Regions from separate parts of the Homo sapiens genome. Here region 1 is linked to region 2. The links are chromatin loops, found by intact Hi-C in ENCODE. Cell type or tissue: Caco-2. All regions are shown on one strand. Each heading gives the region's core, and the rest is flanking DNA. Links, peaks and the distances in the headings are about the cores only. Region 1 has its middle 89 kb from the start of LINC02628. Region 2 has its middle 28 kb from the start of LINC00838.

Region 1 (15,976 bases), core at 356-8,355, 290 kb before region 2:
TAGGCAGAGTCAATTTAGCATAATTTTAAGGGTCTTATGATTTTCAGAATGATCAATGAGCACTGGCTTTAACTCAAAGTCACCAGCTTCATTAGCCCCTAACAAGAGAGTCAGCCTGTCCTTTGAAGCTTTGAAGCCAGGCACTGACTTTTCATCTCGAGCCATGAAAGTCCTCAGTGGCATCTTCGAATAGAAGGCTGTTTTGTTTACATTGAAAATCTGCTGTTTAGTGTAGCCACCTTCATCAATGATCTTAGCTAGATCTTCTGGATAACTTGCTGCAGCTTCTCCATCAACACTTGCTGCTTTACTTCACACTTTTAGGTTATGGAGATGGCTTCTTTCCTTAAACATAACAATCCAACTTCTGTTAGCTTCCAGCTTTTCTTCTGCAGCTTCCTGACCTCTCTCAGCCTTCATGGAATTGAAGGAGTTGAGACATTGCTCTGGATTAGGCTTTGGTTTACAGGAATGTTGTGACTGGTTTGATCTTCTATCCGGACAAATAAAACTTTCTCCATATCAGCAATAAGACCAGTTCACTTTCTTATCCTTTGTGGGTTCACTGGAGTAGCACTTTTAATTCCCCTCAATAATTTTCCTTTGCCCTCACAACTTGGCTGTTTGTCCCAAGAGGCCTAGCTTTCAGCCTATCTCAGCTTTCCATATGCCTTCCTCACCAAGCCGAATGATTTCTGCTTTTGACTTCAAGTGAGAGATGTGTTACTCTTCCTTTCACTTGAACACTTAGAGACCACTGGAAGGTTATTATTTGGCCTAATTTCAGTATTGTTGTGTCTTCTGAAATAGACTCTAGGAGAGGAAGAGGGACAGGGAATGGCCAGTTAGTGAAGCAATCAGAACAAACAGAACATTTATCAATTAAGTGCACCATCTTAGATGGGCACAGTTTGTGGAACCCCAAAACAATTACAATAGTAACTGACATCAAAGATCATTAATCACAGAGCACCATAACCGATACAATAATAATGAAAAAGTTTAAAATATTGGGAGAATTGCAAAAATGTGATTCAGAGATATGAAGTGAGCACCTGCTGTTGGAAAAATGGTGCCGATCAATGTGCTGCTCAGTGCAGAGTTGTCACAAACCCTCAATTCGTAATTTTTTAATGCAACATTTATGAAGCACTATAATGCAAAGTACGATAAAACGAGGTACGCCCGTATCTCAGTGAACACCTAGTGTGCTGTGTTGCATGGATGGGTGGTCACATGTCCCTGTCTCCTTCCACATACATCCACTCATAGTGAACCCAGAATACTTCTGGGACCAGATGTGTGAGGATTTTTCCCCACACACTAAGCAATTCTTCAGTGGACACCAACTAGGTGTCCTATAATTTAATTCAATGTGACACTATCTACCTGGAAATGGTGTCAGACCCCACAGGTTAAGGGCTCAGTCTCACAATGCTTCCCCAACTTTAGACACCAATTGCAAGGTTAGTACATTGTCGCCTGTGCTTCTGACTAACCGTCTATAAATCGGGGGTCCTACTACTCCCTCCATGGGTTTAATTTGCTAGCATGGCTCACAGCACTCAGGGAAACACACTTACTTATGTTCACCAGTTTGTTATAAAGGATATTACACAGGATACAGATAAACAGCTGAGGAAGAGATGGATACCGTGAGTTATGGGGGTGCACAACTTCCACCCCGTCTCTGGGGCTCCACCCTCCCAGTACCTCCCTGTATTCAGCCACTGGAAACTCACCAAATCTTGTTGTTCAAGTTTTTGTGAAGCTTGATTTCTATTTGCCCCCCACCAACCCACCAGCTATCAGTAGGTGGGGCTGACAGCTCCAACCTTCTAATCCTCTAATCACCTTGTCTTTCTGTTGACTGGCTCCATACAGAGACTATCTAGGGGTGTCACCCTACGTAATCTCTTTACCATAAACTCAGAAAGTGATCAAGTGGCTTCATTATAAATAACAAAAATAGTCCTATCACTCAGAAGATTCCAGGGGTTTTAGGAACCCCATGTCAGGAACTGGGAACAAAGACCAAACATATTTCGTATAATACCCCAATGACCATTACCAATTGTCATAGCCATCCAAGGATACAGATGTATTTCATAAATAGTCCTCTTAGTGTGGCTTAGGGATAAAAGTTTGTAGACACCTGCTCCAAACTTTGAACATTGAATTTAAGGTTGGCCAACCTCAGGCACTCTGGTGTGTTATTTATAAATAATAATTCTTCACCCCCCTCGTCCTCTTATCTGTCATATGAAGAGCCCATGGGAACCCTTAGCATCAGGAATCCAACTAATTTCCATTTGATGGGAGGATACAGCTGGACTTCCTACCCCCATACTGACATTCCTACTTGGCAGAGGCGTGACACTACCCTTATTTAGGATTCAAGAAACTTGCTATTTAAGATTTAGGAAAAATTCCTTTCTTCCAGGGACATTTCTCTTGAACATGTTTTGTTTCACATGTAATTTAGTGGTCACCTAGGGGCCAAAGAAAAACAGAGACTTTTGTCTATTTGTTTATTTCTTAAGGCTATCATGAAAGAAAATCCACGAATAACTTGAGCTGTCAATGGAAACCTTTTTTTAGGACTAGATCTCTCCTTCACATTTAGGTAGTGACTGGGACATTTATGGAAGAAAAATAAATAATAATAATAATTATTATGATAGCTTATCATTGTTCAGCCTTTGTTCTGTGCCAAAGATACAGATGATCTCATCTCATTCTTACAACAACCATGTGAAATTGGTGCTATGATTAATTTCAGTTTCACAGAAACTGAGGCCAGTGAGGTTAAGAAACTTCCTAAAATCACACGCAGCTAGTTAGTGTTGCAAAATCTGAACCCAAGCAATATGTCTCAGTAGCATGTGCCCTCTAGTATATATGTGTATATATATGTATAGGATAAAAGGATTCATACTTTTGTAGCAGGTATAAATCTTAGTCTATAAACTCAGATGCTTTATTTTCCATAAATCAATGTAATATCCTCTCTAAGCCCTTTTCCCACTGGGCTGGAGGAAATAAAAGCTTGACCATTCTTGAGGTTTCTCTATCACCATCTTCAGCAGATTTGAGCAGGGCTTGGGGATCTGCCTGACATGTCAAGATATTGGATAGACTAGGCCCCTCTGTTTGATGCCTGTTGAGAGGCACATTGTCCCTGGCCACGTGATAATCTCTGTTCTGTGGGCTTCTGTACCAAGCTTGGGACCAAGAGTCTTGGGGCACTTCCCCAGGTGTATCACACACTCACCTTCCCTGAGGTCCCGCCATGGCCTCAGGGAGCAGGAGCAGATCCTCATACTCTTGGACTAGGGAATTTTTTTTTCTTTTTTTTTTTTTTTTGAGACAGTCTCATTCTGTTGCCCAGGCTGGAGTGCAGTGGCGCAATCTCGACTCACTGCAACCTCCACCTCCCAAGTTCAAGTGATCCTCCTACCTGAGCCTCCAGAGTAGCTGAGCCTCCAGAGTAGCTGGGAGTACAGGCATGCGCCACCACGCCTGGCTAACTTTTGTATTTTTAATAGTGACGGGGATTCACCATGTTGGCCAGGCTAGTCTTGAACTACTGACCTGAGGTGATTCACCTGCCTTGGCCTCCCAAATTTCTGGGATTACAGGCGTGAGCCACTGTGTCTGGCCTGGACTAGGGAAATCTTAATTGCTCTGAGAAAATGCAATCTCCTCTTCTTTCCTCCCTCCCTCCTTCTCTGTCTTTTACTCTCTCTTCTCTCCCCGTGAGAGAGCTGCACTTTGCACTCTTTCTTAAGCCACCGATCTTCTCAATGGACTCAGAATTTTGACAGCTTTTACAGTAGGGAACCCTACCACAGCACGGACCTTGATACCTCTTTGAACAGGCGAAGGTCAAGGCAAAACACAGAGTGAAAGCTTCAATAAATATTTCAAAACACACTCTTGCCACATCACCTTTCGCTTATTTTTACAATATGCTGCACGCTTACTCACTCTCACACTCACAAACATAACTGCACAAACATCATTTCCCATTCTTTTGATGTTTAAATACTTTCCTTCTCCTATCAGATGAAGTTTATATTATCTAGGCTTTGTCTCTGACAATTCTGATGTTGTTGTTATGGAAATATGTCAAGACATTTCTTTGTAAAAATTCCCAATGAGGCTGGGCACAGTGGCTCACACTTGTAATCCCACCACTTTGGGAAGCTGAGGTAGGAGGATCACTTGAGTCCAGGAATCAAGACCAGCCTGGGCAACATTGTAAGACCCCATCTTTACAAATAATAGTAATAATAATTAGCTGGGCATGGAGTGCATGCCTGTAGTCCCAGCTACCCAGGAGGCTGAGGTGGGAGGATGGCTTGAGCTTGGGAAGTTGAGGGTGCAGTGAGCTGTGATCATGCCACTGTGCTCTAGCCCAGGTGACACAGTGAGATTCTATCTAAAAAAAATTTTCCAATAAACTTTACATTATAGTGATGCCCCTGTGGTTGTGGGCAATGTATAAATGATTTGACTAATTTTTTCCCATATGTCAATTCAACCCTCAATATTTTCCAAATTTATCTTAGAATTTATATTTAAATTTATGAATTATCTTGAAAGACCTGATTGTTTGGAATCTACCCTCATCTATTCTACTTATTTGAATCTTTAGAAAGATTATTAAAGGAATATTTAAGTGTGTTGTTTCATGGAAATTAGGAATACCGAGTTATAATGTAAATATATTCATTCAGAAACTGGGGTGGGGGTCGGGGGGGAAGTCCTCAGGGAAGATACAGTATTCACTATTGACGTTGGTTTAATATTGCTTTGTACAGTTGTTTAATATGTACGTTGTTTGTATTTTATCTTGTATATATCTCTCCACCACACATTAATCCTTGGACTGTTAGTACATACAGAACACATGTCGGGATGCTTTCTCAGTGGACCTCATCTTCAGGGATCATTTTATTTCCACAGTTTAGTGCCTCCTTACTAGAATAGAGAACTCCATAATTTTTTCTAAAGATTCTATCAGTCTTGATCCAATGTGCTAGGTGATAAATGACTGAACGCTGGCCCCGGAGGGGAAGTTAGCAATGAGTCATGCTGTCTCCTAGTAACCAGTCAGTAAATAGCTTCCAGCAAATATTTTAAACCTCAAAGCACACTTACCTTTGGTATTATCCTTAGACAGACTATCCTCATCTATATCTGCACTCTCATCTCTCTTTCAGAACTTCTAAGAAAGGAGAAAAAGTGGGATCGGGTTTGCATATGACGTCACCCCCTTGAAAACCCACATGAAAACATTCCTACCCCAGGGAGTCTGTCTCAACAAACCTTTTCCTTGATTTGTTTCTCTGTATTTTGCTTGCCCTCAAATGTTATGAAGCCATGTATACTCCACGTAATTTTCATTTGTTTGTTTCTAGATAGGCCCTTCTATGTAACTATTCAATGAGTCCATACTGATGTGTGATTTCAGAGTTTAGCATGGAGGTCAGCACACGATCAGAACAGAAAGCGACACTCAAGCACCCTGCTCACACATCCCACCAATGACACTGTTTCAGACTAATTAATTTACATGTGTAAAGGTTATTTAAAACATAAATCCTCCCTAAGTGAGAGGTGGGAAAGGGGAGAATTAAGCCTATTAATCTTGTTCACCTTATCCCCACGTAAGACTGTTTTCTTTAGACATTTAGGGTCAGACTCTGTAGCATGGGAGTCCTTATTAGGGATATGGAAAAAAACACGAGAGTTCGTTTTGGAGCATGGAACATCAAAAGATGTGTCTATGTAAATGAATGCAAAAGGCTACTTTAGATGGACAGAGAGCAGCAAGAGAGCTCCAGACTTTAGCAAAGGAGGGATGCAAAGAGAAATAACTAGGAAGGGAAGATGAGTAGCAGGAACCAAGGTCACTGTGAACCCTCTTAGCCTAACTCTAAGGTACGGCTGCAAGTCTCTGAATTAAACTGTGAGCCTTTTAAAGATGTGATTTCTTCTGTTTCCTTGTTTTCCTCTAAAACTCTATACAGAGTAAGTGTGCAGCAAATGTTTGCTGAACAAATACACTTCCATTTTAGGTAAAAAGTATAGATGGTCCCTAGACAGAAAATAAAGCACTAAGACTGTTTGGCAGGGTTATAAGAGGTAGCGCTGAGATTTTGCCAAGAAGGCTTTTGGCTTTTGGCTTTTGGAAAATTAGTCCCAAAAGTTAGTGCTCTCTTGGATAAACTGAACCCCCGATCCTTCTTCAGGGCATCTTTTAAAATTTATTTATTTTTTATTTTTTTCAGACCAAGTCTCACTCTGTTGCACTCCCAGGCAGGAGTGCAATGGGGTGATCTCGGCTCACTGCAACCTCCACCTCCCAGGTTCAAGCTATTCTCCTGCCTCAGCCTCCCAAGAAGCTGGGATTACAGATGCTCGCCACCATGTCTGGCTAATTTTTGTATTTTTAGTGGAGACAGGGTTTCACTATGTTGGCCAGGCTGGTCTCGAACACCTGTCCTTAGGTGATCCACCCACAGGGCATCTTTTTTTTTTTTTTTTTTTTTCTTTTTTCTTTTTCCTTCTTTTTATTTTTTTTATTTTTTATTTTTATTTTTATTTTTTTTATTATACTCTAAGTTTTAGGGTACATGTGCACATTGTGCAGGTTAGTTACATATGTATACATGTGCCATGCTGGTGCGCTGCACCCACTAATGTGTCATCTAGCATTAGGTATATCTCCCAATGCTATCCCTCCCCCCTCCCCCGACCCCACCACAGTCCCCAGAGTGTGATATTCCCCTTCCTGTGTCCATGTGATCTCATTGTTCAATTCCCACCTATGAGTGAGAATATGCGGTGTTTGGTTTTTTGTTCTTGCGATAGTTTACTGAGAATGATGGTTTCCAATTTCATCCATGTCCCTACAAAGGATATGAACTCATCATTTTTTATGGCTGCATAGTATTCCATGGTGTATATGTGCCACATTTTCTTAATCCAGTCTATCATTGTTGGACATTTGGGTTGGTTCCAAGTCTTTGCTATTGTGAATAGTGCCGCAATAAACATACGTGTGCATGTGTCTTTATAGCAGCATGATTTATAGTCCTTTGGGTATATACCCAGTAATGGGATGGCTGGGTCAAATGGTATTTCTAGTTCTAGATCCCTGAGGAATCGCCACACTGACTTCCACAATGGTTGAACTAGTTGACAGTCCCACCAACAGTGTAAAAGTGTTCCTATTTCTCCACATCCTCTCCAGCACCTGTTGTTTCCTGACTTTTTAATGATTGCCATGCTAACTAGTGTGAGATGATATCTCATAGTGGTTTTGATTTGCATTTCTCTGATGGCCAGTGATGATGAGCATTTCTTCATGTGTTTTTTGGCTGCATAAATGTCTTCTTTTGAGAAGTGTCTGTTCACGTCCTTCGCCCACTTTTTGATGGGGTTGTTTGTTTTTTTCTTGTAAATTTGTTTGAGTTCATTGTAGATTCTGGATATTAGCCCTTTGTCAGATGAGTAGGTTGCAAAAATTTTCTCCCATGTTGTAGGTTGCCTGTTCACTCTGATGGTAGTTTCTTTTGCTGTGCAGAAGCTCTTTAGTTTAATTAGATCCCATTTGTCAATTTTGGCTTTTGTTGCCATTGCTTTTGGTGTTTTGGACATGAAGTCCTTGCCCACGCCTATGTCCTGAATGGTAATGCCTAGGTTTTCTTCTAGGGTTTTTATGGTTTTAGGTCTAACGTATAAATCTTTAATCCATCTTGAATTGATTTTTGTATAAGGTGTAAGGAAGGGATCCAGTTTCAGCTTTCTACATATGGCTAGCCAGTTTTCCCAGCACCATTTATTAAATAGGGAATCCTTTCCCCATTGCTTGTTTTTCTCAGGTTTGTCAAAGATCAGATAGTTGTAGATATGCGGCATTATTTCTGAGGGCTCTGTTCTGTTCCATTGATCTATATCTCTGTTTTGGTACCAGTACCATACTGTTTTGGTTACTGTAGCCTTGTAGTATAGTTTGAAGTCAGGTAGTGTGATGCCTCCAGCTTTGTTCTTTTGGCTTAGGATTGACGTGGCGATGCGGGCTCTTTTTTGGTTCCGTATGAACTTTAAAGTAGTTTTTTCCAATTCTGTGAAGAAAGTCATTGGTAGCTTGATGGGGATGGCATTGAATCTGTAAATTACCTTGGGCAGTATGGCCATTTTCACGATATTGATTCTTCCTACCCATGAGCATGGAATGTTCTTCCATTTGTTTGTGTCCTCTTTTATTTCCTTGAGCAGTGGTTTGTAGTTCTCCTTGAAGAGGTCCTTCACATCCCTTGTAAGTTGGATTCCTAGGTATTTTATTCTCTTTGAAGCAATTGTGAATGGGAGTTCACCCATGATTTGGCTCTCTGTTTGTCTGTTGTTGGTGTATAAGAATGCTTGTGATTTTTGTACATTGATTTTGTATCCTGAGACTTTGCTGAAGTTGCTTATCAGCTTAAGGAGATTTTGGGCTGAGACGATGGGGTTTTCTAGATAAACAGTCATGTCGTCTGCAAACAGGGACAATTTGACTTCCTCTTTTCCTAATTGAATACCCTTTATTTCCTTCTCCTGCCTGATTGCCCTGGCCAGAACTTCCAACACTATGTTGAATAGGAGTGGTGAGAGAGGGCATCCCTGTCTTGTGCCAGTTTTCAAAGGGAATGCTTCCAGTTTTTGCCCATTCAGTATGATATTGGCTGTGGGTTTGTCATAGATAGCTCTTATTATTTTGAAATACGTCCCATCAATACCTAATTTATTGAGAGTTTTTAGCATGAAGGGTTGTTGAATTTTGTCAAAGGCTTTTTCTGCATCTATTGAGATAATCATGTGGTTTTTGTCTTTGGCTCTGTTTATATGCTGGATTACATTTATTGATTTGCATATATTGAACCAGCCTTGCATCCCAGGGATGAAGCCCACTTGATCATGGTGGATAAGCTTTTTGATGTGCTGCTGGATTCGGTTTGCCAGTATTTTATTGAGGATTTTTGCATCAATGTTCATCAAGGATATTGGTCTAAAATTCTCTTTTTTGGTTGTGTCTCTGCCCGGCTTTGGTATCAGAATGATGCTGGCCTCATAAAATGAGTTAGGGAGGATTCCCTCTTTTTCTATTGATTGGAATAGTTTCAGAAGGAATGGTACCAGTTCCTCCTTGTACCTCTGGTAGAATTCGGCTGTGAATCCATCTGGTCCTGGACTCTTTTTGGTTGGTAAACTATTGATTATTGCCACAATTTCAGAGCCTGTTATTGGTCTATTCAGAGATTCAACTTCTTCCTGGTTTAGTCTTGGGAGAGTGTATGTGTCGAGGAATGTATCCATTTCTTCTAGATTTTCTAGTTTATTTGCGTAGAGGTGTTTGTAGTATTCTCTGATGGTAGTTTGTATTTCTGTGGGATCAGTGGTGATATCCCCTTTATCATTTTTTATTGTGTCTATTTGATTCTTCTCTCTTTTTTTCTTTATTAGTCTTGCTAGCGGTCTATCAATTTTGTTGATCCTTTCAAAAAACCAGCTCCTGGATTCATTGATTTTTTGAAGGGTTTTTTGTGTCTCTATTTCCTTCAGTTCTGCTCTGATTTTAGTTATTTCTTGCCTTCTGCTAGCTTTTGAATGTGTTTGCTCTTGCTTTTCTAGTTCTTTTAATTGTGATGTTAGGGTGTCAATTTTGGATCTTTCCTGCTTTCTCTTGTAGGCATTTAGTGCTATAAATTTCCCTCTACACACTGCTTTGAATGCGTCCCAGAGATTCTGGTATGTGGTGTCTTTGTTCTCGTTGGTTTCAAAGAACATCTTTATTTCTGCCTTCATTTCGTTATGTACCCAGTAGTCATTCAGGAGCAGATTGTTCAGTTTCCATGTAGTTGAGCGGCTTTGAGTGAGATTCTTAATCCTGAGTTCTAGTTTGATTGCACTGTGGTCTGAGAGATAGTTTGTTATAATTTCTGTTCTTTTACATTTGCTGAGGAGAGCTTTACTTCCAACTATGTGGTCAATTTTGGAATAGGTGTGGTGTGGTGCTGAAAAAAATGTATATTCTGTTGATTTGGGGTGGAGAGTTCTGTAGATGTCTATTAGGTCTGCTTGGTGCAGATCTGAGTTCAATTCCTGGGTATCCTTGTTGACTTTCTGTCTCGTTGATCTGTCTAATGTTGACAGTGGGGTGTTAAAGTCTCCCATTATTAATATGTGGGAGTCTAAGTCTCTTTGTAGGTCACTGAGGACTTGCTTTATGAATCTGGGTGCTCCTGTATTGGGTGCATAAATATTTAGGATAGTTAGCTCCTCTTGTTGAATTGATCCCTTTATCATTATGTAATGGCCTTCTTTGTCTCTTTTGATCTTTGTTGGTTTAAAGTCTGTTTTATCAGAGACTAGGATTGCCACCCCTGCCTTTTTTTGTTTTCCATTGGCTTGGTAGATCTTCCTCCATCCTTTTATTTTGAGCCTATGTGTGTCTCTGCACGTGAGATGGGTTTCCTGAATACAGCACACTGATGGGTCTTGACTCTTTATCCAACTTGCCAGTCTGTGTCTTTTAATTGCAGAATTTAGTCCATTTATATTTAAAGTTAATATTGTTATGTGTGAATTTGATCCTGTCATTATGATGTTAGCTGGTGATTTTGCTCATTAGTTGATGCAGTTTCTTCCTAGTCTCGATGGTCTTTACATTTTGGCATGATTTTGCAGTGGCTGGTACCGGTTGTTCCTTTCCATGTTTAGCGCTTCCTTCAGGAGCTCTTTTAGGGCAGTCCTGGTGGTGACAAAATCTCTCAGCATTTGCTTGTCTATAAAGTATTTTATTTCTCCTTCACTTATGAAGCTTAGTTTGGCTGGATATGAAATTCTGGGTTGAAAATTCTTTTCTTTAAGAATGTTGAATATTGGCCCCCACTCTCTTCTGGCTTGTAGGGTTTCTGCCGAGAGATCCGCTGTTAGTCTGATGGGCTTTCCTTTGAGGGTAACCCGACCTTTCTCTCTGGCTGCCTTTAACATTTTTTCCTTCATTTCAACTTTGGTGAATCTGACAATTATGTGTCTTGGAGTTGCTCTTCTCGAGGAGTATCTTTGTGGCGTTCTCTGTATTTCCTGAATCTGAACGTTGGCCTGCCTTGCTAGATTGGGGAAGTTCTCCTGGATAATATCCTGCAGAGTGTTTTCCAACTTGGTTCCATTCTCCACATCACTTTCAGGTACACCAATCAGACGTAGATTTGGTCTTTTCACATAGTCCCATATTTCTTGGAGGCTTTGCTCATTTCTTTTTATTCTTTTTTCTCTAAACTTCCCTTCTCGCTTCATTTCATTCATTTCATCTTCCATTGCTGATACCCTTTCTTCCAGTTGATCGCATCGGCTCCTGAGGCTTCTGCATTCTTCACGTAGTTCTCGAGCCTTGGTTTTCAGCTCCATCAGCTCCTTTAAGCACTTCTCTGTATTGGTTATTCTAGTTATACATTCTTCTAAATTTTTTTCAAAGTTTTCAACTTCTTTGCCTTTGGTTTGAATGTCCTCCCGTAGCTCAGAGTAATTTGATCGTCTGAAGCCTTCTTCTCTCAGCTCGTCAAAATCATTCTCCATCCAGCTTTGTTCTGTTGCTGGTGAGGAACTGCGTTCCTTTGGAGGAGGAGAGGCGCTCTGCGTTTTAGAGTTTCCAGTTTTTCTGTTCTGTTTTTTCCCCATCTTTGTGGTTTTCTCTACTTTTGGTCTTTGATGATGGTGATGTACAGATGGGTTTTCGGTATAGATGTCCTTTCTGGTTGTTAGTTTTCCTTCTAACAGACAGGACCCTCAGCTGCAGGTCTGTTGGAATACCCTGCCGTGTGAGGTGTCAGTGTGCCCCTGCTGGGGGGTGCCTCCCAGTTAGGCTGCTCGGGGGTCAGGGGTCAGGGACCCACTTGAGGAGGCAGTCTGCCCGTTCTCAGATCTCCAGCTGCGTGCTGGGAGAACCACTGCTCTCTTCAAAGCTGTCAGACAGGGACACTTAAGTCTGCAGAGGTTACTGCTGTCTTTTTGTTTGTCTGTGCCCTGCCCCCAGAGGTGGAGCCTACAGAGGCAGGCAGGCCTCCTTGAGCTGTGGTGGGCTCCACCCAGTTGGAGCTTCCCGGCTGCTTTGTTTACCTAAGCAAGCGTGGGCAATGGCGGGCGCCCCTCCCCCAGCCTCGTTGCCGCCTTGCAGTTTGATCTCAGACTGCTGTGCTAGCAGTCAGCGAGACTCCGTGGGCGTAGGACCCTCTGAGCCAGGTGTGGAATATAGTCTCGTGGTGCGCCATTTCTTAAGCCGGTCTGAAAAGCGCAATATTCGGGTGGGAGTGACCCGATTTTCCAGGTGCGTCCGTCACCCCTTTCTTTGACTCGGAAAGGGAACTCCCTGACCCCTTGCGCTTCCCAGGTGAGGCAATGCCTCGCCCTGCTTCGGCTCGCGCACGGTGCGCACACACACTGGCCTGCGCCCACTGTCTGGCACTCCCTAGTGAGATGAACCCGGTACCTCAGATGGAAATGCAGAAATCACCCGTCTTCTGCGTCGCTCACGCTGGGAGCTGTAGACCGGAGCTGTTCCTATTCGGCCATCTTGGCTCCTCCCCAGAGGGCATCTTTTTAATACTGCAGTCTCATTTGATTAATGGGACAGCATCCTAAACCAGCTGAGGATTTTGTTTAAGGCCACACAGAAGAGTCAGAGGGGTCTGATAGCAATGTCATCGGATTTCCTCCCTTAGATGGGCTTATGCCAAGTTTTGGAAGATAGTTATAAAATTTTTGACTTCTAGTTTTTACTACCAGTGATAAGAAATTGTCACCATGTGTGAGAATTTTTTCATTCCATTTTAGTTGGTCTTTTTATTAATGAAATAACCACCTTGTTGAGGGCTTATTTCACATTGTAAACATAATGATCATTTTACTCCTCCCCCAGATTCCATAAGGTGGGGGTATTCGTTCTACCTCTACAACGGCAAGCTTAAAAAGTCTAATCAAGTTGCCCTTTGTCACCAAACTAATAAGACAGCGTAGAAACTTGAACCCAAGCTTTTATGGTTCTAAGTGAAGTTCGTAATCTTAACCACTGTGCAACATAATTTCTTTTCTGTAAGCCTCAAGCTTGCAACAGGTAGAAAAAGAAATTTTTAATGTTTATTAATCTGGCTAAAGAATAATAGTAGAATTATATGACAATAGTAAAAATGTAGATCTGGTAAGAATATTAGAAAGCTTTTAATCTTGTAGTTTTTATCTATTTATTTATTTATTTATTTATTTATTTATTTATTTTAGACAAAGTCTCACTCTGTTGCCCAGGCTATAGTGCAGTCTTGTGATCTTGGCTCACTGCAACGTCCGCCTCCTGGGTTCAAGCGGTTCTCCTGCCTCAGCCTCCCCAGTAGCTGGGATTACAGGTGCACGCCACCACACCCAGCTAATTTTTGTATTTTTAGTAGAGATGGGGTTTCACCATGTTGGCCAGGCTGGTCTTGAACTCCTGACATCAAGTGATCCGCCCACCTCAGCCTCCCAAAGTGCTGGGATGACAGGGTGAGCCACCGTGGTGGGCCTAATCTTGTGTTTTTTAGATTGTAATTCTCAGATTCCACAGAGGTACTCAGAGGTTGCCCAAGAGGAAGAAAAGGTAGAGTGGAAGGCCGGAGGCCGAGGGGAAAGAGCTCCGGGCTTTCAATTCCCTTTTCCAGAGACTAAAGTTTCCCTTAAACTTTCTTTATGTTGGAATTCTATATAAGATTTCATTTAGGAGCAGGTAGGCAGGGGTGGAGGGAGAGGAAAAGGAAGTTTGTTGAACCATTATGAAAAAAGTAGTTGACAATTGCTGAGTTAGTCTAGATCTATCATTTTATAGGTGAGATAATGGAGGCCCAGGTGGTAATTTAGCCAAAGTCACTCTGTTAACATCATAACCTCCCTAAACTGAGAGAGCCCTTGGGGATCACCTGACCCAATCATTTGCCAGCATTGGCTTCTCTCACCTGCCATCAGCCACATGGGGTCCAAACTCCTCCACAGCTGGAGGCTCACGGACCACCAAATCTTCCCATCTTTCTGATCCTTAGAAAATATATCCTTAGGCCGAGCGCAGTGGCTCATGCCTGTAATCCTGGCACTTGGGGAGGCTGAGGCAGGTGGATAACTGGGGGTCAGGAGTTTGAGACCAGCCTGGCCAACGTGGTGAAATTCCATCTCTACTAAAGACACACAAATTAGCCAGGCATGGTGGCATGTGCCTGTAACCCCAGCTACTTGGGAGGCTGAAGCAGGAGAATCACTTGAACCCAGGAGGCAGAAGTTGCAGTGAGCTGAGATTCAGCCACTGCACTGCAGCCTGGGTGACAGAGCAAAACCCTGTTTCAAACAAACAAACCAAAAAGTAAAACAAAACAAAACAAAAAACAACAAAAAACTCCTTATTATAAGCTGAGATCTGTCCTTCCGTATCCCTAAAAATTAACTAGAATAATTAAAGTCTTTCTCCCTTATGACAATGCCTCGAATATTTAAAGACACCTAATATATCCCTCCCGAGCCTCTCATCTCCAGACACAACTTCTCCCATTTCCTTTAATGTTCCTCAGAGAGTGTGGTTTCTTCTGGTCTGGTTGCCCTGCTCCAAAAAAGCTTCCATTTGTTTTTATCCCCTTTAAAGATTCAAGTGCAGAATTGAACATAATATTTTAATAATATTTCACTTTATATATTAAGTCATTTAAACTTCCATTCCTTACACAATATCACATTAACTCCCTTAAATGGGCAAGGGATGATAGGCAAGAGAAATAACATGAAGATACTATTATCTACAGCTGTGTTCTCCCACACAGACATAAATCCATACACACGCTTTCCTTGCTTCCTAAAAGGATCTTGCCTACACTTTCAAAATCACCCTGTGTGCTGTCCGTGAGAGTTTCTTCCTAAAGCAAGCCTTTGTTCATTGCAACTAGCCGTGTATGCTTTGCCGGAGGAGTTATACATTAGAAACCATCAGCTGACAATGGGGATATATTGAGTCAGATTCCTTACGTTGGTGCAAAAGTAATTGCGGTTTTTGCCAATGAATTTGGCAAAATTTAACCTTTAATTTGGGGTTTTTGCCTCGAATTAAAGTAATGGCAAAAGCTGCAATTGCTTTCCTACCAACCTAATAGATCGCTCTACTGCAGCCATGTCCGCAATGGCAACTAACATATCTATTTAATAGATAACAAAAGCTAGCCAGGGCACATTCATTTAAGAGCATGGACCAATGTTAAGAATTTTTTACAGATATTTTTGCAGGCGAGATGATAAAGAGGAAACCAATGATAATACAAGAAAGGCATTTTCTAAATTCTGTAGATTGTATTATGATTGGCCCTTGATGACCCCTGCTAATGAAGGAAACTGTTATGTAAATGACCCAAAACAGCAGGCAAAATGCCATGATGACATAGTTCTGATGTGCTTTGGAATTTGCATTTCCAAAACAGTAGCCGATTACCTTTCTAATAAAAACATGAAAAGTGGCTAGTGTTTCCCTGAGTTCATCCCGACGGATCCCGATGCATTCTGAGTGGCAGGGGAGTCAACCTGAAATTGAACATTTGCTAGCAATAATCCACGAAACAAACAATAACCCACATGTGCTTAATCTAGAGATGATCATATTCTACAGTTACTTCCTATTTTTGAACTGCTGCAAGTAGTTCACTGTGCATCTTCACATTGCTTTTTATTCAAGGGATCAAATGTGCTTATGTGTATCATCTTATTTGCTGTCACCACTGCTTGGAAATTATTATTAGCTCTATTTTATATTTGGGGAAATTAAAAGTTTCAGATTGTTAAGGAGGAATAGACCGGGAGAGGAAAGGAGTAAATCTCACAGAAAACATTCAGCTTGATTTAGAATTCTCGAGTATTTCGGTTGGGGATG
Region 2 (16,609 bases), core at 3,598-11,597:
TTAAGATAAAAAATGTTGAATGGTAAAAGGTGGTTGTTTAATTGTTTATTTAATATATTTATGTAATTACTTTGTGTAGATGAATATGTATTCTTACGGCACTCCCCCCAAAATTGGGGTAGTAGAATTGTGAATGCTTCTCTTAAAATATTTTTCTTGGCTGGACGAGGTGGCTCACACCTGTAATCCCAGCAATTTGGGAGGCCAAGGCGGGTAGATCACTTAAGGTCAGGAGTTCGAGACCCGCCTGGCCAACAAACCCCACCTCTACCAAAAATGCAAAAATTAGCCGGGCGTGTTGGCGGACGCCTGTAGTCCCAGCTACTCAAGAGGCTGAAGCAGGAGAACTGCTTGAACCTGGGAGGCAGAGTTTGCAGTGAGCTGAGATCACACCATTGCACACCAGCCTGGGCAACAGAGCAAGACTCTGTCTCAAAAAAAAAAAAAATTATTTATATTCTGTATTTTCATTTTCCCAACGGACATATGTGACAGTCAAAAAATAAATATGGCCGAGTGGGGTGGCTCACTCCTATAATCCCAGCACTTTGGGAGGACGAGGCGGGTGGATCACGAGGTCAGGAGATCAAGACCATCCTGGCTAACATGGTGAAACCCCGTCTCTACTGAAAATACAAAAAAATTAGCCGGGCGTGGTGGCGGGTGCCTGTAGTCCCAGCTGGGCTGAGGCAGGAGAATGGCATGAACTTAGCGGGGGAGCAGAGCTTGCAGTGAGTGGAGATTGCGCCACTGCACTCCAGCCTGGGCGACAGAGTGAGACTCCGTCCTCAAAAAAATAAAAATAAAAATTAAATAAATAAGTAAATAAATATATGTGACCAGTTGCAGTGGCTGACGCCTGTAATCCCAGCACTTTGGGAGGCAGAGGTGAGTGGATCACTTGAGGCCAGGAGTTCAAGACCAGCCTGGCCAACATGGTGAACCCTCCTATCTACTAAAAATACAAAAAATTAGCTGGGAGTGGTGGCGCATGCCTGTAATCCCAGCTATTTGGGAGACAGGCAGGAGAATCACTTGAGCCTGGGAAGCAGAGGTTGCAGTGAGCCGAGATTGTGCCACTGCACTCCAGCCTGAGCGACAGACTCCGTCTCAAAAAAATAAAATAAAATAAATAAATACAGAGCATTTAAAAATAATTTAGTCTTACAGGTGAAGATTTGCTTTCATCACTCATCATGTCCTGAAGACATTTACTCAACTCTTCATTGTATTATTTTAAAAGGTGCAAACCCTGATTTTCTCAAACTAGCCTTAGACTTTCACGACTTTATCTATAGATAATTCTAGATCTATGGAAGTTAAAATTTCAGTTTACTAATCCCTTAATACTACCTTCAAAACATTTAGCAGTTTCAAATATTCCTCTACCTAGAAAGCCAGCAAATAAAAGCAATCTGGTTTCCCTAAGTTCGGATATTAAGTATAGCAGTCTTGATGGGTAATAGTTTTTAAATGTTTTATTTATGTCCACTTATTTGTATTCCTCACAAAAATACATGCAAAGCCAGCAAGAGGCACATTTCAAAGCATGAAGAGTTGCCTTAATTTAACACAAAATGTGGGGGGATTCCTCTGCAGATTTCTGCAAGCATACCCATGGACTACAGATTATATTTACAGATTATATTATGTGATGTTCAATTTAATAAATTAATGCATACTTAAAAATTGTCTCTTTCATGTACATCAGTAATTAATTATTTAATGAATATGTAAATTGCAGGCCAACACATGACGAAAAATGTAAAAAAAAAATGCCTGTAATTTTGGAAGGAGAAGGCAAAGTTTTTAAATACATTACCCAAATATTATATGGTTTCTGTTCCTTTTTCTTCTTCTAGTTTTTACCCCCTAAACCTCAGTGTTAAGTTTAGTACGGGGCCTAGGAGACAACATCTTCTGGATTAAGAAGCAAAGCTGGCCTCAACAGAATTAGGAAGAACACAATTTTCCTTCAGAATCCCTGGTCTATACTATCATTTTCCTATCACTAATGCCTGTGACTCTGCTTCCTTCAGGCTTCTAGTGTCTCCACCACCTCTTTCTCTCAAACCCCATCAAAACACTGTTTTCAAAAATAAAAATAAAAGCAAACAAAGCCATGCAACAAATTCACTTCAAACACAATGGAGGAGAGTAAATTAAGTTCAAGAACCAAGAACCAACCAATGAACAGAAAAGTTTCAAGAGCCATGGGGAAGGAGAAGGATAGAAGGGATCAGGTAGGCAATGGCTCCCTTACAACTGCAATGCATGGGTAATTGCCAGTGGGTCCTTCCTGCCCACTGCACAGGCAAAATCAATTCACTGAGACCCCGGAATTGCAGTAGAGAAAGAGTTTAACTAATGCAAGGCTGGCCCATGTGAGAGAATTGAGGTTATCTCTCAAAACAGTCTTCCTAAAGGCTCAGAGGTCAGGGGTTTTGTGGGTGATTTGGTGGGCAGGGGACTAGGAAATGGGTGCTGCTGATTTGTTGTGAATGAAATCATAGGGGTGTAGGGCCACAAGACCAGTTGAGTCATGAGTCATGAGTCTGGGTAGGGTCAGTTTGAGAAATATCTCCAAAAACCAATCTTCGGTTTTTCAATAGCAATGTTGTCTATAGGCGCAACTGAGGAAATCACAAACCTTGTGACTCCTGGCTACAGGACTTCTGAGCAGTAAGGGATTATAGAAACTATACTTACATTTTAGCAGAGTTCATGCCCTTCCCATAATCCTATTCTCATGCTCTCTTATTAGACTCACAAAGGTGGTTTTCAGTCCCTAAACAAGGAGGGCGTTAATTTTAGGGAGAGACTATGGTCATCTTTGCCTTCAAGTTAAACTATAAACTAAACTTCTCCCAAAGTTAGCTTGGCCTATGCGCAGGAATCATCAAGGACAGCTTAGAGGTCAGAAGCAAGATGGCGTCAGCTATGTCAGATTTCTCTTACCACCATAATCTTGCAAAGGTGGTTCATGTGGGCATAGTCCCAATGTGACCTGAGGGAGTACCAGTCCCAAGCAGTGAAGTGAAACTGAAGGTGCTTGGGCCTCCACACCAGACATCCCTGGTTTAAGTCTCTTGGGATCTTGGACCAGTTAAGCAATTTGAGCTTCTGTTTCCTCATCTGTAAAATGGGAAGATTAAGTAGGATCCTGTCACTAAAGGCCCCAGCCCAGGGTCTGACACATAAGTGCTCAAAATGGCTAGTATAATGACAGACATGAAAGTTATGTTCAAATTTGCAATAACAAAAGGAATAAAGGGGGATTTTCTCTATTCCACTTTCATGATGGAAAGTGAATTCCAAGCCTGAGGCAAGTACTTTGAAAATGAAGAGAAAATAAATATTTTTGTGTCTGCAAATAATCCTTTCTTGCTACAAGAAAGCTGTATCTATTGATAAAATAAAAAGGATGCATATCCTTTACTTTTTAAGGGAATGGCTCAAACACACCACCAATACTCAAAACAAAAATGCAAAATTAAAACAACAGGATCACATTTGCTCAATATCTGACACTCCTATCTAACCTTAGGTTTTTGAGCACTTTGAACCACAACCATTGGTTTTCTTTTACCATTTTTTTAAAATCTCACAGGATGTGGCCTTACTGTCTTCTGAAGACCCACAGCTTTCTTTGTGCATGAATTATGACAACTGTCACATTCTGCCTTGACTTGAGGATAATGTATCTTTGTATTTCTGCTTCTGACCCCTCATGCTGACCACTTTTTTTTTAATTTTTATTTTTTGAGATGAGTTCTTGCTCTGTGGCCCAGGCTGGAGTGCAGTGGTGCAATCATGGCTCACTGCAGCCTCAAACTCCAGAGATCAAGTGATCCTCCTGCCTCAGCCTCTCGAGTAGCTGGGACTCCAGGTGTGTGCCACCATGACTTGCTATTTTTTTTTATTTGTATCCTATAGAGATGGGGGTATCATTCTGTTACCCAGGCTGGAATACAGTGATGTGATCACGACTCACTGCAGCCTTGACCTCCTGGGCTCAAGTGATCCTCTCACTTTAGCCTCCCAAGTAGCTGGGACTACAGGTCCACACCACCATGCCTTTTGGCTAATTTTTTTTTTTTAATTTTTATAGAAACAAAGTCTTGCTATGTTACCCAGGCTGGTCTTAAACTCCTGGGCTCAAGTGATCCCCACCTGGCCTCAGCCAGCTTTCTGAGTGACATCCTCATCCACATCACCCCACCAGAGTCGGATTGCCTTTGTCCTTGGTCTGTGATTTGAACCATGTTTTGGTCCTGAAATCTTCCTTACTTGGGAGAGGCTTGGTGCTCACTGAGAAGGGAAGGGAAGACAAAAGAAGTGTGAAGAGTGGATATCTGAGATGTAACATTTTTCCCAGTTATAAGTTATAAACCTAAAAATAAAACACATTTAAGCTTTCTGATTGTTAGAGCTGTAAAAGATGACTTTGTTATGGATTGCCCTGAATTTCATTTACACCAGGTGATACCAGAACCTTCTGTTTCATTCCACTCCTTCCTTTACTCAGAACCTTTATGTAAAGGAAAAATCAAACTGTTTTTTCTCTCTGCTTTCACACTCAACATAGAACACTTCTGCAACCAGATATGTGTGTGTGGTTTTTGTTTTTGTTTTTCAAATACACCAAGCAATTCTCCAGCAGACACCAGCTGGGTGTCCTATAATTCAATTCAGTTCTGTCACTGGGTCTGACACTACCTGGAGCTACTATCAGACCCACAGATTGAGGGCTCAGCCCCACAAGGTTGCCCCCACTTCAGACACCAATGGCGAATCACAGGATGCAGCTTGTGCTTTTGATTAACTGGCTATAAATCAGGGTCTCATGATTCCACCCCTTTGGATTGGATACTTTGCTAGCGAGACAGAGCAGGGATCCCTCTTAGGGGCCTGCCAGAAGTCTTGAGTCTCTATAAGGGAATTTCCAGGCACCTAGGCCCAGTGGCTAACACCTATAATTTCAGCAATTTGGGAGGCCAAGGTGGGTGGATCACTTGAACCCAGGAGTTTACAATCAGCCTGGCCAACATGGTAAAACCCCATCTCTACGAAAAATACAAAAATTAACCAGGCATGATGGCATGCGCTTGTAGTCCCAGCTACCAGCTACTCAGGAGGCTGAGGGGGGAGGATTGCTTGAGCCCAGGAGCTGGAGGCTGCAGTGAGCTATGATTGCACCACTGCACTCTAGCCTGGGCAACAGAAAAAGACCCTGTGTCAAAAAAAAAAAAAATGTAAATGAGCAGCCTGATCAGCAAGAAGATAGTAGCAATAGTCTCCCAAGCAAGCCAGAGTCATAAGGTGTTTGGGCTCGCTATAGAGATGGAAGGGTAACATCTTGACATACGTACTTGCATTGCTTTTTGGAAGCAACTCACATGACATCACATGGTTGTCAGCTACAGGAAAACTGAGGACTGAACTCTGACTGCCATTTTTTTCTCTAAATTTCTTCCTGAGGGGCCTGGAAGGAGTCACATCCACAGGCCAGACTAAGGCTTAACCTCCATGTGTTGGTTTAAGATTTGACCTGCAACTTGTTTTCCTGAAATGTACCCCAGCCTTTAAAAAACCCTTGCCTGGCCGGATGCAGTGTCTCACTCCTGTAATCCCAACAGTTTGGGAGGCCAAAGTGGGTAGATCACCTGAAGTCAGGAGTTCGAGACCAGCCTGACCAACATGGTGAAACCCTGTCTCTACTAAAAATACAAAAAATTAGCCGGGAGTGGTGGCACACACCTGTAATCCCAGCTATTTGGGAGGCTGAGACAGGAGAACTGCTTGAACCCAAGAGGCGGAAGTTACAGTGAGCTGAGATCACACCATTGTACTCCAGCCTGGGCAACAAGAACAAAACTCCATCTCAAAAAACAAACAAACGAATAAATAAACAATAAAAACCCTTGCCTGTAAGTTATTGGGGAATTTGGGTCTTAAGCATTAGCTGCCCATTCTCCTTGCACGGTGCCCTCCAATAAATATTGTTTTCTCCAGCTGCAAACCTGGTTCTCAGTGTCTGACTTTACGCATCAGGTGAGCAGACTCCAGTTCAGCTCAGTAACACAATGATGGCTCACAGAACTCAAGGGAGCAGTTCCCTTACATTTACTGGTCTATTATAAAGGGCAGCGATGAACATCCAGATGGAGAGATGGAGAGGGCAAGGTATGGGGGTTGTAGAGCCTCCATGCCCTCTCCTGCATACCACCCTCCTATTACCAGAAAGGGGTCCCTATCCAGACCCCAAGAGAGGGTTCTTGGATCTCATGCAAGAAAGAATTCAGGACAAGTCCACGGAGTAAAGTGAATGTAAGTTTTTTAAGAAAGTAAAGGAATAAAAGAATGGTTGCTCCTTAGGTAGAGCAGTGGCGTGGACTGCACAGCTGATTATACTTATATAGTTATTTCTTGATTATATGCCAAGCAAAGGGTGGATTATTCATGAGTTTTCAGGGAAAGAGGTGGGCAATTCCCGTAACTGAGGGTTCCTCCCCTTTTTAGACCATATAGGGTAACTTCTAGACATTGCCATGGCATTTGTAAACTGTCAGGGCGCTGATGGGAGTGTTTTAGCATGCTAATGCATTATAATTAGCATATACTGAGCAGTGAGAGTGACCAGAGGTTATTCTTGTTGCCATCTTGGTTTTTGTGGGTTCTGGCCGTCTTCTTTACCACATGCTTTTTTATAGCAAGGTCTTTGAGACCTGTATCTTTTGACAACCACCTATCTATCTTATCCTGTGACTTAGAATGCTCTAACCTCCTGGGAATGCAGCCCAGTAGGTCTCAGCCTTATTTCACCCAGCCCCTATTCAAGATGGAATTGCTCTGGCTCAAAAGCCTTTGACACTCCCAGCATCTCCACATGTTCAACCACCCAGAAGCTCATCAAATCTTGTTGGAGAGTTTTTATAGAAGTTGGCCTCCAAGCTCCCCCAGTCTTCCAGAAGTTAGTGTGTGGGTCAGAAAATTCCATCTTTCTAATGGCTTGGTCTTTCCTCAGCCCCAACCTGAGGCTATTTAGGGACCCCACCCTAAGTTACCTCATTAACATAAACTTAGGTGTGATCAAAAGGGGTTCATTATGAATAACAAAAGACATTCCTATCACTCAGGAAATTACCAGGGTTTAGGAACTCAGTATCAGGAACCAGGGGCAAAGGCCAAATATATTTCATATTAAACCACTTTGAAGCAAAGGAGAGATGTGTCCCTCCTGAAAGGAGGCCACCTTCCACTTATCTTTTATATAAGCTGAGAGGGTCTCAGCTCAAACCGTGCTTCCCAGAGCCCAGAACTCCTGAGCTCATGTCCTACAAGCAGTTTTCTCTGGGGTTAATACAGCATTAGTAGTCACTCAGGACATTTACAATGGGCTGGAGGCCTTTATATAAAACACTTTGACATTTTTATTGTCTCTCTTTAAAGAAATATTTGCACAACAATTTTTATTTTATTAATAGGTACATTTTTCTTGCAGCAAGAAAGGATTATTTGCAGACACTAAAGTATTTACTTTTCCCATAACCTTGAAAGTATTGGCCTCGGGTTTGGAATTCACTTTCCCTATCAGGAAAGTGGGATAGAGAAAATTCCTCAAACGTGACCAGTGAAGATTAACAGGCCAATTTGGGAGCTTGCTTTTTAGCACCACCAGTCACGTTAACATTTTTGGCTTGCCAGAGCAAAAAGGGCACATTCTGACCTTTGTACATTACCCTCTCTCATTACCATGCTTCCCTTCAAAAGGAGCCAGGGAAGCCCACAGATATGGAGAACCAGAGAAGAAGCAGAAAAGATTGCAGCTGATCCTGAGTTGATGCAAAAAATAATAATAATAAGGCAATAAAAAAGCATCAAAAGCCAAGGATGTTACTGTTAAATTAGACATTTATTTATTTATTTATTTATTTTGAGACAGAGTCTTGGTCTGTAGCCCAGGCTGGAGTGTAGTGGCACAACCTTGGCTCTGCAACCTCCTCCTCTCAGGTGCAAGTGATTCTTCTGTCTCAGCCTCCTGAGTAGTTGATATTACAGGCACCCACCACCACACCCGGCTAATTTTTGTATTTTTAGTGGAGACGAGGTTTCACGATGTTGACCAGGCTGGTCTCGAACTCCTGGCCTCAAGTGATTCACACCTCACACTCCCAAAGTGCTAGGATTACAGGCGTGAGCCACTACAGTCGGCCTAAATGAGACTTTTAAATATGCTATAGATATCAGAGGAGTTTTAGTGCAATTGTCTCCTTAAATTTGTCAGGGAAATCATTAATCATTGGATGTTAAATGTATACAGATTGTTGAATAAATGAGCGGCACACGAAGACTGCATGATGATAATCCAAAAGGAAAAATGAGAAAGAGATGAGAGAAAGGAGAGAGGAGAGAAGGGGAAATTTCCTCTTTGCAGGCCACTCAAAACACGAAGCCAGCCTCTGGTTTCCAGTTTCATTATTTGGAGCCTTGCCTACCTAAATGGCAAGTCATTTTAAGAGCTTAAAAAAATCTTGCCAGGCACAAAGATAGACACATACTATGGGTATGCAGCAGCTTTTAATAGAAGTAAACTCGGGGCAGATATGAACATTGCGTAACTTCAGGCTTATGGTATCCACCTGATTGTCATTTGCCTAGCTGTCAGGGTCCCCTTGTCATCACTGGGTACCTGCGTGCACAGTCTGGCTGCAGAATCACATTCAGGGCAAAGGACGGTCCTGCCTTAATGGGGCTTCATGAGTATGACTTTACCATTTTCAATGGCAGGTAAAATCATTTTCCTCCTGCCTCCTAACAGCCATACCAGTCCAGGTTTAGAGGCACCGAACTCCACTTTCTCTTGCTGTTAGCATAATGGTAGGGTAAGGAAAAGCCAGCCACCCAGAGACAACCAACCAGATCAAGTAACCCAGACAGATAGAAATCTGTCAGAGAAGAATATTCCTTGGAACATGCTGTTTTTACATATCTTTTACTCACTGGCCATCTTACATAGTTAAAATTGTCAGTCATATAAAACTTCAATACCAAAACCTGACTCAGCCATCCTGGACCTGCTTTGCCTTCTAATCCTATTGTTCAGATGTTCCCATGTTACTTAGTCAATTATCCACCAAATATCTGATTGAACATCTATGCACTCAGGTCAAAATACTGTATAAAAAAACTACAGGATGCTAGGCACAGTGGCTCACACCTGTAATCCCAGCACTTTTGGAGGCAGAGGCAGGCAGGCTGATCACGTGAGCCCAGGAGTTCAAGACTAGCCTGAGCAACATGGCAAGACCTCATCTCTACTAAGAATACAGAAAATTAGCTGGGCCTGGTGGCATGTGCCTGTGGTCCCAGCTACTCAGGAGGCTGTGATGGGAGGATTGCCTGAGCCCAGAAATTCAAGGCTGCAGTGAGCTGAGACTGCACCACTGCACTCCAGCCTGGGCAACAGAGAGAGACACTGTCTCATAATAATAATAATAATAGAAATGAATGAGGTGTGGTCCCCTCCATCAAAGCCCATGTCCTTACCAAGCTTAATGTCTTTACACAAGAACGCTTAAATCACTTCTCCCTCTAGTCAAAGACAACCCGTATTATTTTCTTAGGCAGTTTGAGACTCTTAGAATCATCTCAGTCAACCTGAGTATGACCAACTTTCTTGAGAAACAAGTCCTTTTCTTACCCACCTACCACCCCTTCCAGATCTCCAGGCCATGTTCCAGCCAGTACTCATTGCTTCAGTGGTGATGGCCTCCTCATGTGTCTCAGTCAATCATTCATTGTGTAAACATTCCAGCAGCATCACATCACCCTTCTGAAGAAGTCACTGAAGCTCACCGCTGCCTGTAAAGTCAAATCTAGATTCACCTGAGGACAAATCAGATTAGGGCCACATCAAGGAACTAACATAAAATTAAGATATGTGGCATAACTTAAATAATTTAGCCAGTGAAATTCCTAGCCAGGTCTGAATGAGTTAAGTAAGAATCACATAAGAACTGGCCTCACCTGCAGTATTTGGGGCTGCATTAATTTTTGTGAGTGGCAGCCCACCTTTGTGCATATAAATTGGGTAATTACACGAGTAAATTGGAGTTTTTGCACTGAGAATCAGCACCTGGAAATAACAGAAGGCCAGAGAAAGCAGGCCAATTGAAACTTTTGCCCTTCATATTTGAAAGCAGCACTTTCTAGACAGCTTGAAGACTGAGGCTTGAAGAGACCTAACAGGAAAGAAGTGGGGGAAGAGCACCTAACCATTCTGTTTGTACATCATTTTCTATTTAAAGATAATAACGTGGTGTAGAAAAATTGAAACACGAAAATTATATATTTGGTCGTCTCATCTCAACTTCCAGCAGAGTAAAGATTGTCACAAAATTACCATACTTGCGTTGGACATAATTTGTTAGAAGTTGACGGCCTGAAAGCTCACATCTACCCTGAGACCTGAGAAGAACTTGTCCCAGAGTGAATCATGTCCTCTGTGTTTCTGGAAAGGACATCGATGGCCAACGGGCTTTGTTGAGGATGAACTTTGTCAATCAGTTATAATTTGTAAGATCCTGGCCACTGATATGTAGAAATATCTGATGTGTGTTGATCTGGAACAACTCACTTAACCTCCGGAGGCCTCATTTCAGCCACGAGGGAATTGACTAAGTGGGTAATGAAACTAACATTTTGGGATTGTCTACAATGGGCAAGGCAATTGACTTGTTATCTCATTCAATCTTAACCATACTGTGAGCTAGATATTATTGTCCTTATTTTACAGATGAGAAAGCTAAGAGAGGCTTAATAACCTATCAAACTCTCTTAGCTGATGATTCACATAACTAGGACTTAGAACCAGTAGGACTAGGTAGGTGATTCTTCTTTGTGTTTGTTTTTGTTTTTGTTTTTGTTTTGTTTTGTTTTTTTGAGATGGAGTCTCACTCTGTTGCCCAGGCTGGAGTGCAGTGGCACGATCTCGACTCACTGCAACCTTTGCCTCCTGGGTTCAAGCGATTCTCCTGCCTCAGCCTCCCCAGTAGCTGGGATTACAAGCACGCACCACCACACCTGGCTAATTTTTGTATTTTTAGTGGAGACGGGGTTTCACCATGTTGGCCAGGCTGGTCTCCAACTCCTGACCTCAAGTGATCCACCCACCTCGGCCTCCCAGAGTGCTGGGATTACAGGTGTGAGCCACTGCGCCCAGCCAGATAGGTGATTCCTAACTAGAGATGGAGGAGATGGAAGGAAGCTTGTTATCTCTTCAAACTACTCTCCCAGGTTGGATGCTTGCGGAGGGGCAGGACAGCACAGTCACTGTTGCTGTTGGAAACATGCCACATTCCTTAATGATATTAACACACAGCCCAAGACTGGAAACCCTGGTCTAGCCTCAAAACTCTGGCACTACTTCACACTGTCTCCCAGCCATTTTTATGGTCTTTTCCAACAGGAAACCATTTCAAAATAATCAATGGCCACAAAGCTTCAGTCAACCCAGGACCTTTGGATTTGGTGTATGCAACATTTGATCTCTAATGCTGTTTTCAAGACCAACATAATATTTGAACTTGCCATAGAGATGTCACAGGACTTGAGAGATAGTAGAAACACTTCCTCCAACAAGTCTCTCCTACTGATCTTGAAACTGGGCCTCTCCACGTTATTCTCTCTTTTATTTGAAGTCATCATGGACATTTGCTAAAATGTGACTTAAATCTGGGAGCTTAACAGACTCTACCATTAGTGTTTTTCAAGACGATTTCTGCACTTATGCTGTTTTATACACACACGTCATGAGCGGGCGCGCACACACACACACACACACACACAGTCTAAGCAACTAGATTCAGTTTATCAGATTATTCCTAGCAGAGTGTAGAAGGGCAGGCTGGAAAGCTAGTCGGTTTTGATAGGAAAATGAAGTCAGAACAAATGCAGAGCCCTTGCGCTTCCTGAGGGGTCCTCAGAATGAGAGGAGGGGAGCCTGGAGCCAGGGGTCCTGCGAGGAGAGGGAAAACCTGCCCACTTCTAAGTGGGCTCTGAGGAAGCTCTGCCCCAGTGCTCTGACGGAGGGATTTGGTGTTTGTAATCCAGTCTCTATATACTAGGTTGCTGCAAAAGTAATTGAGGTTTTTACATTGAAAATTATGGCGGCTGGTCACAGTGGCTCAGCCTGTAATCCTAACACTTTGGGAGGCTGAAGCGGGCAGATCATCTGAGGTCAGGAGCTTCAGACCAGGCTGGCCAACGTGGTGAAACCCTGTCTCCACTACAATACAAAAATTAGCTGGATATGGTGGCATGCCCCTGTAATCCCACAGGAGATGGAGATTGTAGTGAGCCAAGATTGTGCCATTGCACTCCAGCCTGGGCGACAGAGTGAGACTCGGTCTCAAAAAAAAAAAAAAAAAAAAAAAGGCAAAAACCACAATTACTTTTGCACCAACCTATAGCTAGTTCTTTCCCCAGAAAGAAAGAAATGTGATCGCTGCAGCTCCCATGTGGGGCTGTGACTTCTGCTGGCTTGTAATCCAGTCCCTGAAGAACGTTTACTTGCAGGCTCTCAAAAGGAGCCTCCCACGTGTGATTGCGGCTGAGTGTGTTTATGCAAATATCAAAGTTTGACTTAACCACGGTTTATCTGTGAAATCCTCGTTAATAATATTGAAGAGCAAAATTTGGCTCGGACAAGGGACCCTTGACCAACTATTTGTTGGAATTGCCAATGCTATATATTAAACAAACGAGCAGCTGTTTGTAGCCTTTGAAGTTCGTTTTATTTCGATAGCAACAGTTATGTTGTGTACAACACACACTCCCAAGGAAAATAAAGAGAGCCACAGACCAGAGAGGGACTTCAGAGCTCCAGAAAATTACCAAAAGAGATGCCATAAATATAAATTGATAGCCAAGAGAAACACTAATAAAAATTATAGCGATGACAGTGATAGCAGAAAACTCGGCCACAAATGTTCTATGCTGTGCACTCATTAGCTTTTTGAATCTTCTCAGCACCAATGGGAGACAGGCACTAATATCATCATCATCTTATTTATTTATTTATTTATTGAGACCGAGTCTCGCTGTATTGCCCAGGCTGAAGTGCAGTGGCATGATCTCGGCTCACTGCAGCCTCTACCTCCCGGGTTCAAGAGATGCTCCTGCCTCAGCCTCCCAAGTAGCTGTGATTACAGGTGCCTGCCACCGCACCCAGCTAATTTTTGTATTTTTAGTAGAGACGGGGTTTGTCATGTTGGCCAGGCTGGTCTTGAACTCCTGACCTCAGGTGATCCGCCTGCCTCAGCCTCCCAAAGTGCTGGGATTACAGGCGTGAGCCACCATGCCCAGCCCATCCTCATCTTATGAATGAAGAAACTCAGGTGCAGAAAGACTAACTTGGTTGCCTGTGGTTGCCCATGGAGGCAGAGGCGGAGCTGAGAGTCAAACCCAGGCAGCTAACTCCAAGTCCTTCCTGTCTTCGCATCAGAACAAGTATCACCCACCTGGGTGCCATCATCTCTCTTAGGTACCTCACAGCCCTACTATTCCACAGGAGAACATCTATTCCACAGAGATATTAAATGAGAAGACAATGCCAACACTCCCACGTCTGTGTGATTACATGCCCACTCTTCAACAAAAGGTGTTGAAAATTTCTGGAAGATTGCCCACTTGTATGGTATTTTACAGCAAAGGCCTCTAAAATGCTGGGCTTATACATGATGGAAGCTTTATTTTTTCCTAAACAGCCTAAATAAATAAGAAAAAGCAACAAAAAATATAAAGACAAAAACTAATGAATAGTTTTAAGACCCTTCTCTGGGAACTAAATTTCAATAGACACAACATTTCTGTTACCTCTGGCATAGTTTTGCAATAGTCAGCAAGAGATGACCTTCTCCCTAGAAACTAAATGAGGACTGAAAATACCAGTTGTTTCAGCAGATTTAGTAAGCTTCTATTTTCCTATAAAAATGAGCTTACCATCACCTTAGAGAAGCAGTATTTTGATTCCTTAATGTCTACGAGAGGTTTTTGGAGTTGGATCACGTAGGTAGCCTCTCAATATGGATCTCAAAACACATTCACATAGAATAATGATAGGATATGAGTGTGGGAAGATGAAAGGAAGCTATTTGAAGACACAGGCCTAAATAGTATCTGAAAATGAATTTTAAATAATAAAAATACTATCTCCCTTTACAATCATATGGTCCTGTTTTCTAAAGAGGTGTTGGGATAATGACCTTGTCTTTGAATCTATCTATCTATCTATCTATCTATCTATCTATCTATCTATCTATATCTATATATATCTATCTATATATCCACCTATGTATTATCTCTATGTATATATTTATATCTATCTATATATTTATATCTATCTATATCCATCTATATATCTATGTCTATCCATATCTATGTATATCTCTATATCTATGTATATATCTATATCTATGTATTATCGCTATCTCTATCTATCTATATTAAAGCTTATGCTAAAAATGACCATAGCATTTAGTAACTGTTCTACCACTAAATCAAACCCAGTTTTGACAATATCCATTACTGGCACGGTGGCGTTTCCATAAACCATTAATGCTGTCCCAGGCTCTGGGGCCTAAAAGGCATCATTTATTCTCCAAAGTGTTGGCGCTTTGCCATTTTGTTTCTCTTCAGACTCCACATTCACATGTCTGTCTGGCTATGGTCTTTTCCATTTCCTTCCCATGGCTCTACATGGCTGTGTCTTGTCCTATGGCAAAGTTTTTCTATTTCACTCCCCACTGACTTTTAAGGTAGCACATGAAATGAGATCCTGGGGCTCTATGTGTGACTCCTAACTCTTATAGCTCTATAAGCTTTTAAACAATCTGAGGCAGGGGGAGTGTGTGTGTGTGTGTGTGCACATGTGCGTTTGTGTGTGAAAACTGATTCAAGCATCACCCAGAGACCTTGTATTCCCCAGGCCCCCAGCAGCCTCAGGATGTGTTTCCTATTAAGGATTAATTTTCCTCTAAGAAGTGATCTTTCTGGCCCTTGAAAGAGGTTCTATTCCCATTTAATGCCTGTTAGAAGCTCCTGGAGATTGGATTGAGCAGGTGGTCTCCGAATGCAGGTTTCAATGCACATTATTCACAGGAAATAAGATCAGGGTTGAGAAAATCCACTTTTTGAGAGAGGTGAGAAGGAGTCCAGTTGTCATTCTTGTTTGATCTTGGACAATTCACTTAACCTATGTCTCCAGTTTCCAAAGATAATACAGGGAAACAGCTCTTTCTCCCTTCCTATCTCATTAGAGCATCCTGTGGGCAATTATATGATGCTTTTAGAGTCCTCTCTATAGGGCACTTGCCTCGGAAATATAAGAATTATTGGTATTCTCATGACTTGACACTCACCAGTGGCCCCGTGTGAGATGGGCATTCGCTGGCTGACACACAAATAATAATGCATGCAATTTGTCGCAGCTGCACCAAGTCAAAGCCTGTTGATAAATAGAAATCCGGAAGTCACATACAAGCTGGCCTAAGCAAGGCATGGTTCTCACCCCTATTTTTAGTGAATAGAGCTCTGCTGAAATGTGTCACTGAGTGCAGATCTCTTACAAACTTTCTCACCCGTGGCTCAGTCTCGATCACATGAAGTACGCATGCAGAGGTAGAAGGTCACATGGAGCCACGTTAAGTTATAAAAGAGAAAGAGAGAGTCAGTGTGCTGGATCCGACGGCCATACAAATCCAAAAGCCATTGTCTCCCTCTGGGCAGTAATCTATCCAACTGTTTCCCTGGCGTTCCCACCAGGAGGCCTCAGCAGCTGCTCAAAGTTAACACAATGGAGACTGAGCTCCCCCTTCTTTCTGCTAAGCACCCCACATCCCCCCCTACCCTACATACTCAGTTTGAGGCAATTATTGGCAATTTCACTTTCTTCAGAAAATTGTCTCAATTTGGTTGTTTCATCCTTCCTGCCATAGCCAAGCTCCTGCCTATTGACTCTGATGTGTCTTTCACAGAATCTCATTTTCATCCCTGTCACCAGAGTCCAAATGCCAACATACTGATTATTCTTGCTGTGACAAATACAGTGTCTCTTCAGCAGTCTCTTCAGGTCTCAGTCTCCTGAGAAAACAGCTCCCTCCCTCTCCCAGCCTTTTCATAACATTGCATGCTAAGATCACCACCATCCCCCTTTTCAATTCCTTCACAAGCTCATCCTGGACATTTTTCATATCAGTTCTGGAAGGGCATCTCCTCCCCAGTTCTGCTTCACCTGTTTCCTGCCTGTCTGTGTGTCTCTGGAAGCCCCAGGTCACCAGGACAAATTTTTCTGACCCCGTAGGCTATTGCCAAGCTTAATTTTAGCACCCGGCAAATTACAGTAGGTCCTGCTCATCGGATCAAAGCATTCATCCCTGCATGCTAGCCAGACTTGGGGGACACAGCAAACAACTTCGAAAATTTCTTATGAGTCAGCTAAGGAGCATTCAGGCACGCAAAATCACAGGACACATCCACACATTCAGATATAATGACTTTCAGGCAGGATCATTTAACATGAAAGTGATGCTCATTCTCTTGCTGCCAC

The links. A loop is a pair of places that touch in the nucleus more often than their neighbours do. Peaks named below come from ENCODE experiments on the same cell type or tissue, not always from the same donor. Only the 100,000 strongest peaks of a DNase experiment are listed, where the experiment ranks them.
Region 1: it touches region 2 in a loop (5-fold over the local background); 3 of 110 quality-filtered maps call a loop at or near these places.

What each region holds. Positions count from the first base shown.
Region 1 is chr10:33,504,239-33,520,214 of GRCh38, forward strand. No RefSeq gene overlaps it. Among named protein-coding and RNA genes, the nearest start is that of LINC02628, 89 kb to the right of the region's middle. RefSeq lists enhancers at 11,767-12,358, 14,936-15,777 and a silencer at 15,383-15,677. In Caco-2, for the core only: no CTCF peak of the experiment used is centred there; DNase peaks (open chromatin) are centred at 3,843 and 5,083.
Region 2 is chr10:33,792,124-33,808,732 of GRCh38, forward strand. No RefSeq gene overlaps it. Among named protein-coding and RNA genes, the nearest start is that of LINC00838, 28 kb to the left of the region's middle. In Caco-2, for the core only: no CTCF peak of the experiment used is centred there; DNase peaks (open chromatin) are centred at 6,848, 7,308, 7,688, 9,788 and 2 weaker places.